2 separate regions of the Homo sapiens genome follow, and region 2 is linked to region 1. A link is an interaction called in ENCODE POLR2A ChIA-PET data of the cell type or tissue named here. Cell type or tissue: GM12878. All regions are shown on one strand.

What was found. ChIA-PET counts read pairs that join two places held together with the same protein. Peaks named below come from ENCODE experiments on the same cell type or tissue, not always from the same donor. Only the 100,000 strongest peaks of a DNase experiment are listed, where the experiment ranks them.
Region 2: POLR2A ChIA-PET joins it to region 1 with 5 read pairs; 4 of 35 experiments call an interaction of 5 or more read pairs at or near these places.

Annotation. Positions count from the first base shown.
Region 1 is chr2:195,646,306-195,654,305 of GRCh38, reverse strand. It overlaps a transcript of SLC39A10 not described here. Among named protein-coding and RNA genes, the nearest start is that of SLC39A10, 6.9 kb to the left of the region's middle. RefSeq lists an enhancer at 3,944-4,023. In GM12878, no CTCF peak of the experiment used is centred here; DNase peaks (open chromatin) are centred at 3,895 and 4,367; H3K4me3 peaks cover 1,379 bases; H3K27ac peaks cover 2,512 bases.
Region 2 is chr2:196,146,889-196,154,888 of GRCh38, reverse strand. All of the region lies in intron 3 of STK17B (serine/threonine kinase 17b), which reads left to right. Among named protein-coding and RNA genes, the nearest start is that of STK17B, 21 kb to the left of the region's middle. In GM12878, no CTCF peak of the experiment used is centred here; DNase peaks (open chromatin) are centred at 3,683 and 4,792; H3K4me3 peaks cover 231 bases; H3K27ac peaks cover 2,377 bases.

The DNA.
Region 1 (8,000 bases):
AAAATAGTCATCATACACAACAAAATTAAGAGTCTTTAATGAAATCTATAAAGAACATGACTAATTCTGCCAGGCGTGGTGGCTCACGCCTGTAATCCCAGCACTTCGGGAGGCTGAGGTGGGCGGATCACCTGAGGTCCGGAGTTTGAGACCAGCCTGTCCCACACGGAGAAACCCCATCTCTACTAAAAATACAAAATTAGCCAGGCTTGGTGGCACATGCCTATTATCCCAGCTACTTGGGAAGGCTGAGGCAGGAGAATCGCTTGAACCTGGGAGGTGGAGGTTGCGGTGAGCCGAGATCATGCCATTGCACTCCAGCCTGGGCAACAAGAGCAAAACTCCGTCTCAAAAAAACAAAACAAACAAAAAAAAGAACACGACTAATTCTAAGAAATCAGGCCTTTCAAACTCACTTGTTCTTTCCGTGATTCAAGATTAGTAATAACCAATGATAAAGACCCCTTCCTAAATTCATCTCCAGTTTAAACTGTTACTTTTACATGGCCTAAAAGTTTACTTTAGACAAAGCTATGCCTAGAGAGGCTGTGAACCAAAAATAAAATTTTAAGCCTCCCAACTAACTGAATGGTCACTTCTTCTTTGCCAAGGGCATTCCAAAGTTAACCTGAAACACTAGTACCAGGCATGATGGGAATGGATGGTTAAACATGCCTCATTATATTCTCCTCACTTTAAAATTCAGGCACAGGCCGAGTGTGGTGGCTCACGCTTGTAATCCCAGCACTTATGGAGGCCAAGGCGGGTGGATCACCTGAGGTCAGGAGTTCGAGACCAGCTGGCCAACATGGCAAAATCCCATCTCTACTAAAAATAACAAAAATTAGCCAGGCATGGTGGCGGGCACCTGTAATCCCAGCTACTCGGGAGGCTAAGGCAGGGAGACTCGCTTGAACCCAGGAGGCAGAGGTTGCAGTGAGTTGAGATTGTGCCATTGCACTCCAGCCTGGGTGACAGAAGAAGACTCTGTCTCAAAAAAAAAAAAAAAAATTCAGGCACAGATGACCAGTATTAACATTAAAACAGACCTTAAGACTGATGAAAGAGACTTTTTGTAGCAATGATACCAACATGACAGATAGCAGGCTCTGAAAGAATTCTAAGTATTTTTCTCCAAAATATATTTCTTTGACATGTTTTGAAATGGCCTTGCAAAACTGTCTCTTGTGGGAAACATCTACATTCTATAGAGCAGCAGTCCCCAACTTTTTTTGGCACCAGAGACTGGTTTCCTGGAAGACAATTTTTCCACAGATGGGGGTGGGTGGGGATGGTTTTGGGATGAAACTGTTCCACCTCAGATTATCAGGCATTAGTTAGATTCTCATAAGGACTGCACAACCTAGATCCCTCACATACACAGTTCACAATAGGGTTTGTGCTCCTATGAGAATCTAATGCCACCATTGATCTGACAGGAGGTGGAACTCAGGCAGTAATGCTCACTGCCTGACACTCACCTCCTGCTGTGTGGCCCCGTTCCTAACAGGCCATGCACCCGAACCAGTCTAGTGGCTGGGGGACCCCTGCTGTAGAGAATCCCCTTCCCTTTCCAAGTCTCTTCCCTGATCCAGGAGAGAATTAACTGAGTCTGGCGTCTTTTAAAGTCTGGTAAGAAACACAATTTATTCTCTCTGAAGCCTGCTAGGTGGAGGCTTCATCGGCATAATAAGAACCTTGGTCTCCATAACCCCTTATCTTTTTTTTAAAATTTTCTTTCTTTTTTTTTTTTTTTTTAAGATGAGTCTCACTCTGTTGCCCAGGCTGGAGTGCAGTGGCGAGATCTCGGCTCACTGCAACCTCTGCCTCCCAGGCTCAGGCGATTCTCCTGCCTCAGCCTCCCGAGTAGCTGGGATTACAGGCACCTACCACCACGCCCAGCTAGTTTTTGTATTTTGGGGGAGAGACGGGTTTTCTCCATGTTGGCCAGGCTGTTTTCAAACTCCTGACCTCAAGTGATTCACCCGCCTCGGCGTCCCAAAGTGCTGGTATTACAAGTGTTAGCCACCACGCCTAGGCTAAATTTTATTTCTTTTCTGACTACTTATCCCCAAGTTCTACATAGCCCCTTATCTTAACCCAGACACTCCCTCATATTGATTCCAGGTCTGTAGATAAACTATTTCAACCAACTGCCAATCAGAAAATCTTCGAATCCACCTAAGACCTGGAACCAGCCCCTGCTTCCAGTTGTCCCACTTTTCTGGACCAAACCAATGTACATCGTACATGTATTGTGTCTTATATCTCCCTAAAATGTATAAAACCAAGCTGTTGCTTAACTACCACCTTGGGCACACATTCTAAGGATTTCCTGGGGTTGTGTGACAGGCCATTGGTCACTCATGTTTGGCTCAGAAAAAAATATCTTCAAATAAGTTACAGAATTTGACTCTTTTCATTGATGAAGTCATTAGGAGTACAAGGAAGACTAAATTATATTGCTGTACCAATGTGGTGGGGTGTGGGGATATTAAGTACCAGAACAGGTGTTAAGATTTGGAAAAGGGGGCCATGGGCAGTGGCTCACACCTGTAATCCCAGCACTTTGGGAGGCCAAAGCGGGTGGATCACTTGAGGTCAGGAGTTCAAGACCAGCCTGGCCAACATGATGAAAACCCATCTCTACTAAAAATACAAAAATTAGCTGGATGTGATGGCAAGCGCCTGCAATCCTAGCTACTTGGGAGGCTGAAGCAGGAGAATCGCTTGATCCTGGGAGATGGAGGTTGCAGTGAGCCGAGATCATGCCCCTGCTTTCCAGCCTGGGTGACATGGCAAGACTCTGTCTCAAAAAAAAAGAGATTTGGGAAAGGAAGATGTCAGCAATATGTAGGTAAAATTCCAAACTGAGGCCTCAAACTTAATAGCTACTATTCATTTTTAGAGACTATTTCAGCCTGGGGATTGAAGCTCCAGCTCTAAAACTGATGCCAGAGATATTTAAAGGATACAAATTATTTCCATTATTCGAGACCTGTGGCACTGTGTAACATCTAACACGGCAAACACACTGTCAGAATGGGGAAGTTGGACCCATGCGGTAGTCTTTTTCTGATCCCTGAGAAATTATGGCTCTACCATCTCATTTTTGGCAAGCTCTAAAGACTAAGGTAGGATAAATGGGCCTTTAGAAGTCCATGGGAGTTCTCACTAGAGGAGCACAGCTCCCCTTATACTCCTTTCTAAATAAAAAAAAAAAAACATTTTTTTTGAGACGGGGTCTCATTCTGTCTCCCAGGCTGGAGTGCAGTGGTGCAATCACAGCTCACTGCAGACTCAACCTCCCAGGCTCAAGCAAAATCCTTCCACCTCCCACCTCCTTCGCCTTCCCCACCCACAGTAGCTGGGATTTTTTTTTTTTTTAAACTCCTTTCTAAAGAGCAAAAATTGCATATCTGGGAAGGCCATCCTCTTCCACAGACCCCACCATTTTGAGATGGGCACACGAAGGCAGGGAGAAATAAACCAATACAACTCTGGTGAGGGACAAACTTGTCTGATGCGCCTGAGATCATTCTGAATTGGTAGGCTTGTGCAATAAAACCGAGTTTCAGGCTATTTGCAGAGACAAAAATAGATTGGAGAAATGAAACAATTGACACAAAAATTTAAGCAACTTCTCACCCAGGGGAGAAAAATTAACTTTTTTATGATCTGCCTACATGATCCTAACCTAAGAATAACCAGAACCCTTAGTTTAAGGGTTTGTATTGCCATGGCAATACAAATAAAAGGTGTTAGCATTAGGCATCTCTCCTGGAAGACAGACAATAACAGAGAAGCTTAAAGCCTCTGATTGACCATGGCAAGTCCTTTCGAAAATACAGATGAGACCAGGCTCAAGAGAAAGAGAAAGACCTACTCAGAAGAATGAACAAAAGCAAAAAACTCAGAGCCAGAGCCAGACTAACACGTTGACCACACATTTGCCCACGTCATAGTGCCATGAAGACTTCTCACCCTAAACCAATTTTTTTCTTTTCTTTTTTTTTTTTTTTTGGAGGAGGAGTCCATCTCTGTCGCCCAGGCTGGAGTGCAGTGGTGGGATCTCGGCTCACTGCAAGCTCCGCCTCCCGGGTTCATGCCATTTTCCCACCTCAGCCGCCTGAGTAGCTGGGACTACAGCTGCCCACCACCATGCCCGGCTAATTTTTTGTATTTTTAGTGTACTTGCCAATTCCTACAATTACACAGTTAGCATTTCATCCCTGGGCCTTGAAACCGGAAGAACTTGGAGGGAAATTGCTACAGTTGTATTACCTATTTATACCTCCGTGAGAATATATTTTCCTTAGGTTTTTTCTAAAGAGGAAGTTCTAAGAAAAGAGAAAACACGGTTGTCTAGATTCTTGAGGGTAGTGTGGTACAAAGGGAAAGAAGAAAAACTGTAGACAAATTGCTAACTTCTCAATCTTGCTTCCAGGCAAGCTCATTCACTCACAGAGTAGTAAGATGAAGAAAAACAGGTGTGGTAGGTAGCCATTTTAGGTCGTTTGCAACTCTACTGGCACAGCAGAAATTGACTTTTCAGAACATAACTCCTAGTCCAAAGGAATTAGAAAAAAGTGGCATAAATATCCACATGAATATGGCAAACTTCAAAAGTATTTGTGGGTGATTACACTTCAATTTAAGGAAAACTGTCAACATGGAAATGAATTAACAATAAGTTACCACGTAAATTTTTTTAAAAAGGCTCATTTGTTAAACTGGTTGAAATTAATACATCCATTTTAAAATGTCATCACATAAGATCAAATTTCAAATTTTGCCTAAGGCTTTAATTAATAAGGTGACCCATTTCACACCTGACATTTATGAAAATAATCAAGTACATCTTCTAAAATCAAGACACACGTGTTCTGTCTTAGCAAATACTGCTTACCTTTATTTCTTAAAAAATATTTGATGGCAACAATGCAGCAAAATTCTAAATATTAGGGAAGGCAAGAAATGAATTGTCAAAACAAGAATAGCTTGCAGGGATTTCTGAATTTTTCTTGTACTATTTCTAGGTAAAGCTTGGATTATATTTTGTATTTCATACAATAAGCCACTTTCACATTCTTCATAGAATCCCATCTCTTCTTTCCAGCACATATCTTTTTGTTGTTGTTGTCATTCTTTTTTTGTTTTGTTTTTTCAAGCACACGTCTTTAGAGAAGATTTGGAAACTTCCTAATGTTTCATGAGAAATGCTTCTGGCAGTGCCCGGTGGTTAGCGACCCATCATGCTTGGCTTTTTCTTTCTCATAGATGATCTCACCTACAGCCTCCAATGATTTCATCACACCCAAGTTTCATTTTAATTACAACGACAGTTGCTTTCTCTAAGCATTTATGTTTTACAATCTTCCTTCCCACCCTAACCACATGAAGCGGTATTATTTAAAATGTGCCAGGCACCATTTAAATGCTCTAAATGGAACTCATTTAATTCTACAGTAACCCTCTGAGGTGGATATTACTGTGTCTATTTCACAAATGAAGAAAACTGAGATGGTTACATAAAATATGGCAGAGCCAGGATCCCAGGCTGGCTCTAGAGTCTCTGTTCTTAACTCTTACATTATCCAACCTATTTTTATTTTTGTTTTTTTGAGATAGGGTCTAGCTCTGTTGCCCAGGCTGGAGTATACAGTGTCACTATCTCTTGGCTCACTGCAGCCTCGACCTCCCAAACTCAAGTGATCCTCCCACCTCAGCCTCCTGAGTAGCTGGGACCACAGGCATGCACCACCATGCCTGGCTAATTTTTGAATTTTTTGTAGAGACACAGTTTCATCATGTTGCCCAGACTGGTCTTGAACTCCTGGGCTCAAGCAATTGGCCGACCTCCATCTCCCAAAGTGTTGGAATTACAGGTGTGAGCCACCATGTCTGGCTGTTTCTTTTTTAAATTACCAACATTTTCAGAGGAAGTGGTATAGAAATTCTTGCAAAAATAGTGACCTGTGCACAGTCTTGATATAAGAAGCCAGATAAGGGCCGAGTTCAGTAGCTCACCTATAATTCCAGCATAGGCGGAGGCCAAGATGGGAGGATCGCTTGAGCCCAGGAGTTCAAGACCAGTCTGGACAACATAGCGAGACCTCTTCTGTACAAAAAAATTGTTTTAAAAATTAGATGGGCATGGTGTCACACACCTGTGGTCCCAGCTACTCGGGAGGGTGAAGCAAGAGGATCACTGGAGCCCAGGAGGTGGAGGCTGCAGTGAGCCATGATTTTGTCACTGCATTCTAGCCTGGGTGACAGAGTGGGACCTTGCCTCAGTAAATTAATTCATTAATTAAATGAAATCCATTTGGAGGATTAAAGGTACATTTACTTTTCAGTCCTTAGATTTATATGACTCTACATCCTCTATAAGTCTGTCTTGGAAAAAGAGACACATAAATATTAAGGGATATATCTTTAAGCAAAAGTTTGTGCTTCTCAGTTAATAGGGTTGCTTTAAAAAATAGAAAGTTTGTGTTTTTATTGTGTGCAAGCCACTCTGATAAGTAACTGATACAAGGGTGAACAAATGAGAGGCTGACCCTTAAGTTGCCTGTAGTCTCGTGGTGGTGGTGGTGGTGGTGGTGGTGGATGGTAATTAAAGAGATAATTACAGTATCGCATGGCAAGTGCTATGTTAGATATAGGTATAGCTTGCAACGGTAGCAAAGGCCAAAATTTGGGGATACACTCAGGCTTCCCAAAGGAAGTCACATCTGAAGTCTGACTTATGGATGAGTAGTAGAGTCAGATAAAAGGCTGGGAAAAGAGCAAACAAGCAGATGAATGAGATGAGTGAATGCCTGGTTTTCAGTTTGGGGAAGTGAAACACACAATCTTGTTGTGTGTTTTGGGCATGGGGAGTTGGGAGAGATGAGACAGGACTGGTAAGGAAGGCCTTTGTGTATCACATTAAGGAGCCTGAATGAGTCTGAATGCTACCCTGAGGGCAACAAGGGCCATTGAAGAATTTTCGGTGGGCAAGTGACGTGATCATGGGCAAGAAGGGAAATCATATTATCATACGACTAGGGTGGTAGACAGAATAATGCCTCCCCCATAAAGACATCCACATGCTAATCCCTGGATCCTATGAACATGTAGATTACATGGCAAAGGGTACAAAGGCTGGAGATGGAATTAAAGTTGCTAACCAACTGACCTCGAAATGAACAAATTAGTTTCAATTATCCAAATGGGCCCGATTTAATCATAAGAGACTCTAAAAATGGAAGAGGGAAGAAGAGGAGAGTCAGAGGAAGATAAAGAGAAATGACACTCAGAGAGATAAAATGATGCTGAATAAAGGGAGCCACAAGCTAAGGCAGCAGTCCCCCAACCTTTTTGGCGCCAGGGACCAGTCTCCTAGAAGACACTTTTTCCACAGATGGCAGGGGGATGGCTTCGGGATGAAACTGCTCCACCTGAGATGATCAGGCATTAGATTCTCATAAGCAGTGTGCAACCTAGATCCCTCACAGGCACGGTTCACCATAGGGTTCGTGCTCCCATGAGAATTTAATGCTGCTGCTTATCTGATAGGAGGCAAAGCTCAGGCGGTAATGCTCGCTCACCCTCCGCTCACCTCCTGCTGTGCAGCAGTGTTCCTAAAAGGCCCTACCGGCCTTACCGGGTCTGTAGGGGGTTGGTGGTGGGGGGAGGTGGGTGGGGGGTGAGGACCCCTGAACTAAGGAATGTGGGTAGCCTCTAAAGCTAGAAAAACAGGAAATGGATTCCTCCTTAGAGCCTCCAGAAGAAACGTGGCCCTGCTGACACCCTGGTTTTGGCTCAGTGAAATTCGTGTCAGACCTACAGAGCTGCATAACAAATTTGTATTGTTTGAAGCCACCACATATGTGGTAATGTGTTATAGCAGCAATAGGAAATTAAAACAATTAGGAAACTGTGATAGGGACAACCCATGTGAGAAGTGACAGTGGATAAAGAGAAATTGTTGAACTGCAGAAGTTTCAAGAAGA
Region 2 (8,000 bases), 500 kb before region 1:
TAAGTAGATTAATGTATTACATTTCTTACCAGAGTGACTAAGACCCACTAAAATTTATTGCTAGAACTTCGGCTTAATTACTATGCCTTCCGCTTTTGGGGTGGCATTGTCACATTTAGTAGTCTCAGTTGAAGGTAAAAATTTAATCAGGTTTAGTTGTTTTAGTAGTGTGGCATAATTTTTATATGGTGAAATTAAAACGGTGGAATCTTTAATAACTATCACCCAGTCAATTCTGTCCTCAAATCATCCTACACACTTTTTCTTCCCCAACTCTTATTTTACAAAATTCCAAATCTATAGAAAAGTTGAAAAACTAGTACAATTAACATCCTTATACTCTTCACTTTTACTCACCAGTTGTTGGCATTTTGCCACATTTACTGAACCATTTGAAAGTTGTAGGTATTATGATATTCCTTTTTGTGCTGAAGTATTTGGTGTGGGTGATGATGTGTATTTATTGTATCACATCAGGTGGCAATAAAGTCAGGTTTTATTACTGGTTTTGCTAAATTTGAACATGCTTAAGGTGTAGTCTTCTAGCTCTCCTCATTGTAAAGGAACATTTTCCCTTTTTAATTAATCTGTGTAGTGATATTTACAGACCATGTGATTATTATCTTTTGTTGTTGTTGTTGTTGTTGTTGTTGTTGTTGTTGGAGTCTTGCTCTGTCACCAGGCTCGAGTGCAGTGGCGCGATCTCAGCTTACTGCAACCTCTGCCTCCTGGGTTCAAGCGATTGCCCTGCCTCAGCCTCCTGAGTAGCTGGGATTACAGGCACGTGCCACCATGCCCAGCAATTTTTTGTATGTTACTAGAGATGGGGTTTCACCATGTTGGCCAATATGTCTTGATCTCCTGACCTCGTGATCCACCCACCTCGGCCTCCCAAAGTGCTGGGATTACAGGTGTGAGCCACCGCTCCTGGCCAATATTATCTTCTTAACTTTTCGTCTAGTGATTTCCCTTTCCCACTTTTTAATATTTCTGTGGATTTCATGTTTTTTAAATTAATCTAACACATGGCATTAATGGAAAATAACCCATTATGTTTTAATTAATGAGTTCTAATCAGTTTCTGCCACTGTCTTTTTTTCATGCTCAAATTGTCCCAAGCTTATCAGTGGTTCCCTTTCAAGCTACTTCCTATGTCCTTTTGATATAATGTCATTGGTGTTTGAAGACTCCCTTGCTTTATGCACACCAAAATTTCCAGGGTCATCTTGTTATCTTGCCTGCCCCAGACCTGTAATCAGCCATCTCTCTGAGAAGTTCTGGTTCTTTTAAGTGGGGAATAGCATTTAGAAACCAAATATGGGTGTTGGACATGCTCACTTTTAACGGAGCATCGTTATTTTTAGGACTTTTCTAAGGATAGTGTTAGGAAATCATATTTTTTCAAAATCACGAATTTAGTCTCATAGCTCCAATTCAAGTCCACCACTACAAGGTTCTTCATCACTTCTCACATTCTATATATGCATCTCCCCTCTCTCACAGTGAAAACCCAGGTTCTCAGCAATACTTGCTTATTCACTTTATCCAACAATACGTACAAAATAGTTTCAGCATAACAATACTAATACTGCTACCAACAGCAAACTACTTAGTACAACTGTTTTTTTTTTTTGGACATTGTTTTTGCACTTAGACTATAGTCCATTAAGGGTATCTAGTTAGAGTTATATATATAGTTAGATACATTTGTTTCTGTTGATATTCAGTGTTAGGATGTGATTTTTTATATTCTTATTCTGAAATTCTAAAAAAGGTTTGCATGATTCAAAACTTAAAAAAATGTGGCCAGGCATAGTAGCTCATGCCTGTAATCCTAGCAATTTGGGAGGCCGAGGCCGGAGGATCCCTTGAATCCAGGAGTTCGAGACCAGCCTGGGCAACAAACTGAGACCCTCATCTCCATATATTAAAAAAATAAAAAATAAATAATTGTTTTTTTAAACCACACAAAAAATGTATAAACATGTATCCCCTGTACTGCAAAATCTTGCTCTCATTCCTATTCCTTCTGCTCTCTTCCAACCATACCTATGTAGCTAACCACATTTATTCATTCTGGCTCATTCTTTATATGTTTCTTCTTGCATATATAAGCAAACTTGTATATATTTAATATTCTTACTTACAGAAAATGTAGTATATATACTCCTTTGCACCTTGTATTTTTGTTTGTTTACTTAAGAATATATTCCAGAAATCATTCTACATTAGTTCATAGGCATCTTTTTGACTATTATTATGGCCAGTTTCTTAAATGGCTGCATAGTACTCTGTTGTATGGTTGGATCTTGCTTTAGTCGACCTTCTGTAAATGGGAATTATTATGGAGATGTAGCTTTAGAGTAAATTCCTAGAAGAATGATTGCTGGTCAAAGAGTAAATGCATATGTAGTTTTATTAGATGTTGTCAAATTTCCTTCCATATGAGCAGCACACAATCACTTTTAAAAGGCACTTTTTTGGCCGGGGGTGGTGGCTCACGCCTGTAATCCCAGCACTTTGGGAGGCCAGGGCAGGAGGATCATGAGGTCAGGAGATGGAGACTATTCTGGCTAACAGGGTGAAACCCTGTCTCTACTAAAAAATACAAAAAATTAGCCGGGCGTGTTGGCGCATGCCTGTAGTCCCAGCTACTCAGGAGGCTGAGGCAGGAGAATTGCTTGAACCTGGGAGGCAGAGGTTGCAGTGAGCTGAGATCGCACCACTACGCGCCAGGCTGGGCAATAGAGCGAGACTTCGTCTCAAAAAAAAAAAAAAAAAGGCACTTTTTTGATTTGTACATTTGCTAATTATATGAATCAATCTAGAACTTTCTTCTGGAACAACTATAGCCTCTTTTTGCTTTTGTGTTTTGTTTTGCCTCTACCTAACCTATTTTTTGAATCAGTTTACTTTTGTGAATTAATCTCAAATTCTTGCAACCTGCTTGTCACTTTTAACAATTATTAAAATCTTTCCCTTCTTATTTTAATACATAGTTCATAGGAAAGTATTTCATTGCCAGTTATGAAGTCTACATGATTGTTTTAGCCTTTTATTTCTTCAGAAAGTAATATAAATCTTACTTTTCTGGAAGGTAGTATTAGATCTATTTATACATATGGAGGAAAATTTGAGGATAATTGAGTCATTCCATCACCACTATCCATGAGACAAAGACTTTTCCATACCAAGTGTCTTTAAAGCATATTTGTAGAATTAAATAAAATATAGCTATACATATTAAAAATCTTTTTAAAAAACTTCTGGAAGGAAGGTATTATCTAATTGGACATACTAAGTTTTCAGTGCTGCATTTTGAGCAAATTAAAGTTGGTCATAAAAAATACTTACCTTTGGCTGGACACGGTGGCTCACACCTGTAATCCCAGCACTTTGGGAGGCCAAGGTGGGCGGATCTCGAGGTCAGGAGATCGAGACCATCCTGGCTAACACAGTGAAACCCCATCTCTACTAAAAATACAGAAAATTAGCCAGGTGCCTGTAGTCCCAGCTACTCGGGAGGCTGAGGCAGGAGAGTGGTGTGAACCCAGGAGGCGGAGCTTGCAGTGAGCCGAGATCACACCACTGCACCCCAGTCTGGGCGACAGAGCGAGAGTCGTCTCAAAAAAAAAAAACTTACCTTTTGGAGAACACAGAACAAAAACTTTGTCCTAGAAATAGTGAAAATCAAAAGGGGAACTTACATTCATCAGAGACAACTCTGAGATTATGTGAGAATGCTATTTTCTTTTTGTCAAGAAATTTTGTCTACTAAACATCTCTAAGTAAATATTAAGTACCCAACAGAAAAGGATGGAGACTGTAACAAAACATGCAAAACAGAAAGCCTTACCTTCTGGAATGATCTCAATCACCAGAGAAATAACATTTTAATATGATCTTAACAATTTCAACCATAACGTATGTTGAACATTTACACTCTGGCAGGCACTGTGATAGGCACGTTATCTGTATTCTCATTTGATTTTTAAAACAATCCTCCAAAAAGGGAGATTGGTATTCACATCATATGTCTAGTTAATATTCTAATGTCTTTCCATTCTAAAATCCCATGGACTTTGTTTCTCCCATTAGCATAGGAATATAATTTTAAAGAGACTCTTAATATTCAAATTTTAAAACAAGTTCGTTTTGATCACTGGAAATAAATGCTTATTTTAAAAATCTTTACCATGGCTTTTCAAAGCTATATGACTAGATTTGCATTTTATGGGTAATTGAGATATTACTTTGTTTTACTGAAAATCTTGGCTCTCTATAACTCACAGAAATCTATCATTTTTGATAGGAAAATATTCTGATTTTAATCTTTCATGTATTAACTTTATGTTATAGGAATATTTCTAAAAGATCTTCTCTACTTGCTGTTCCCTATAAAAGACAGATGTAGAGCTAGATAATATATAGCACATAGGTTTTCATGACTGTGTAACCTGTGCTAAAGTACTCTTATCACGTATTCTCACACATAGCACATGTATATATGCATTAGCAAGTGAACATAGATGCTGAATTTCTAAATTTCTTTTGTTGATATCCCTGCAAGGGACAAACTCTTTTTAGAGAGAAAGAGCAGAAGTCACCTGATTTATCTCCCAGGTCAATGATAATGATATAGGCGGCTTTTCTGACTGTAGATATTTTTCTTTTTCTTTTTTGTCTTTTTTTTTTTTTTTTTTTTTTTTAGTCACTGCTCTGGGTGACTGCTCAGGGTGGTTTCCTTAACAGAAGTCTTGTTTGCTACTCACTGCTTCTGTTTCTTTTTCCAATTTCTGCCAACTTCTGCAATTTGCTGCTTGTGTTATCAGTTCTTTCCCTCCTCTTAAGTCTTCCTAATTTTCGTATTTTCTGTAGCTCCACCTATGTTCCTCTGTTGTGTGAGAAATGGCAGTCCTACGAAATACATTGGTCAGCTTGTCAAACTAAAAGGAAGAGACAGTGTGATTGGCTGACAATCATAGTATTTTATTTGATCTTATTATTAAAACAAGCAAAAAACTCTGAGGATACTTTCCCTGATTATAAAAGTAACACCCATTCATTGTGTTAAATTTAGGAGATACAGAAAAGGGAAATCACATGTAAATGATGGTTACTTTATGATATGTTCCTGTATTTAAAAATTATTCTTATTTTTTGGTCTGTGCGTATGTACTTTTAGAGACAACATTTTGATCTACTGGGCATATTCTATTGTAACTCTCCTTTTTCACTTAAGAATATAGTGTGTGCATCTTTATATGTACCATATAGTGTTTCTAAAAATAGATTTTAATTTAGCAAAGACTTTAAAAATTTCCTTCAAAATCAGAGTTCAACAAAAAGTCCCAAAATTTGGAAAGGCGAGATGTTGGCTAGATTTGCAATTAATGTTTGTTGGCTCATTATAATAGCTGATATTGGCTGGGCCCAGTGGCTCATGCCTGTAATCACAGCACTTTGGGAGGCCGAGGCGGGCGGATCACGAGGTCAGGAGATGGAGACCATCCTGGCTAACACGGTGAAACCCAGTCTCCACTAAAAAATACAAAAAATTAGCCGGGTGTGGTGCCACGCGCCTGTAGTCCTAGCAACTCGGGAGACTGAGGCAGGAGAATTGCTTGAACCCAGGACGGGGAGGTTGCGGTGAGTAGAGATTGCACTACTGCACTCCAGCCTGGGCGACAGAGCAAGACTCAGTCTCAGGAAAAAAAAAAAAAAATAGCTGTTATCTATTGAATATTTACCGTGTGTCAGACACTGTGATAAGTATTTATTGAAACGATCTGCTTTGATTCTTCTAGGATGTTTGTGCTCAATACTTTATGTGGATTATCCAATTTAATTCTTAGACCATGAAGTAGGAGCTATTCTATTATTCACATTACAGTAGAAGAAACAGAGGCACATTTTGTCCCAGTTCACCTAGCCTAGTTAGTGACAGAGCTAGAGTGAAACCCAGGCAGTCTTGATTTCAGTAAGCACTCCTATATGCACCATGCTATCCTGTCTCTTCCTAGGCACTGGGAATTGCTTTCCATACTTTCACTTTACTTTCTTGTATTTTGTTTTTAATTTTAGAATTGGTGGAGTGTTCTGGTTATTGAAGTAACTTTAACGAATTTGTAATATAAAATGTTGGTAAATAATCATAAAGTATTCAAGAATAAATGTCTTACCTAAACAATTTATGTTGCTGTACAAATGAAGAATACACATCTATTTTTTATATATTTAGGGGGTGTAAATATGTAAATTCATATTTTATACTGTTTTCTAATAATTTCAAGTTATTTGGTCTGATTTTTATAAGATAGGACTAGATTATCAGTATTTATATCTTGTAAAGTACCTAACAAAAAATATATTCTAAGAGAATCTAAAGTGTTCTTTCTTCATTTTCTTATTTGCTTATGATTGCATTAGTACTATTACCTAATATAATATTATTTGTAATATTATTTTGACTGTCTTTGCAGGAATATATTTAGACCACTTTCTGTTTTGAGACGATTTGTATCATTGAAACTAAACAGTGTAGCCGGAAAGGGAAGGAGTGATGGTGTCACTGCCAGTCTGTGCCTGGATTCCCACTCTGCCCTCAGGAGACCTTGAGAAGGGGTGTGAGAAATGAATACTGACATGCAGACCAAGGGCCGCTAGGCAGTGTGTATATTAATTATTCTTGAAGATTAGTGTATTTCTTTTTTTAGATTAAGAAAATGTGAATTCCCAAAATTGTCTTTCTATACCTTATTTTGGAGTTCACTACTATAAATTTAATAGCAAACTACACTTTTCAATACTCAGATTATCTTTATCATGATATGTTGAGGTAGATATTAAAATTAATGTCTCGGCCAGGCACGATGGCTCACACCTGTAATCCCAACACTTTGGGAGGCCAAGATGGGCAGATCACGAGGTCAAGAGATCGAGACCATCCTGGCCAACATGGCGAAACCTTATCTCTAATAAATACAAAAATTAGCCGGGCGTGGTGGCATGCACCTGTAGTCCCAGCTACTCGGGAGGCTGAGGCAGGAGAATCTCTTGAACCCAGGAGGTGGAGGTTGCAGTGAGCCGAGATGGCGCCACTGCACTCCAGCCTGGCAACAGAGTGAAACTCCATCTCAAAAAAAAAAAAAATATATTATGTCTCATGAATTTACAGCAAGTTTTGGTGAGTGTAATGGGGTTAAAGTGACATATATGTGATTGGAGCTTTCACGTGTATTCCTTATAAGCTGTCCTACAGAGTTTTTTTCTGCAAAGTCAGAAAGTGTAAAGCACCATATGTTTGCGGCTTCTAACTGGCTTACTGTGTTTAGATTGCTCAATTGCAAATTATATCTAGAGTGTGAAGTGTCAGTCCTTGTGACTTTCAACTTGGGACTGAAATTTGAGCCCACCATTATTTTTTCTTCTTATGGCTCCTAACACTTATGACATATTTTTTCCTCTTGGCAGTCACTGAGACTTCTGAATCCCCAGCTTCAACCCCTCTAAAGAATCGCTGCCCATTCCATCATTCATTCATTCAACAAACATTACTGACCACCTACTGCAGTGCATGCTAGATACTGTTCTTGATGTGGTTGTAGCAGTGAGCCAAAGAAGTAAAAATAGAGTAATAGTATTTTCCAGAGTGAGTTACTATTTTATCAAATAGAATATACTTGTGTATTCCCAAATATACCTTACAAATTTGATGAATAACTGTATAAATGTTTTTGCATGATGTTCTAATTTTATCTTATTTAGATTTAATCCCTCCTAAAAAAATCTGTGGATTTTATTGATATTTCTGCTTTATGGATGACTATAAGTAACTGACCCTAAGTTATATTGCAGGTAAATAGAAGAGTTAGGATTTATGTTTCGATAATTCATTCCAAACCTAGGAATTTTTCACTGTGCCTTTTTCAGCATTCTTTAAATTTCAGTTCTTTAGAATTTATTTATTTATTTATTTGTGTTCTGGCCCCAAGTATTCT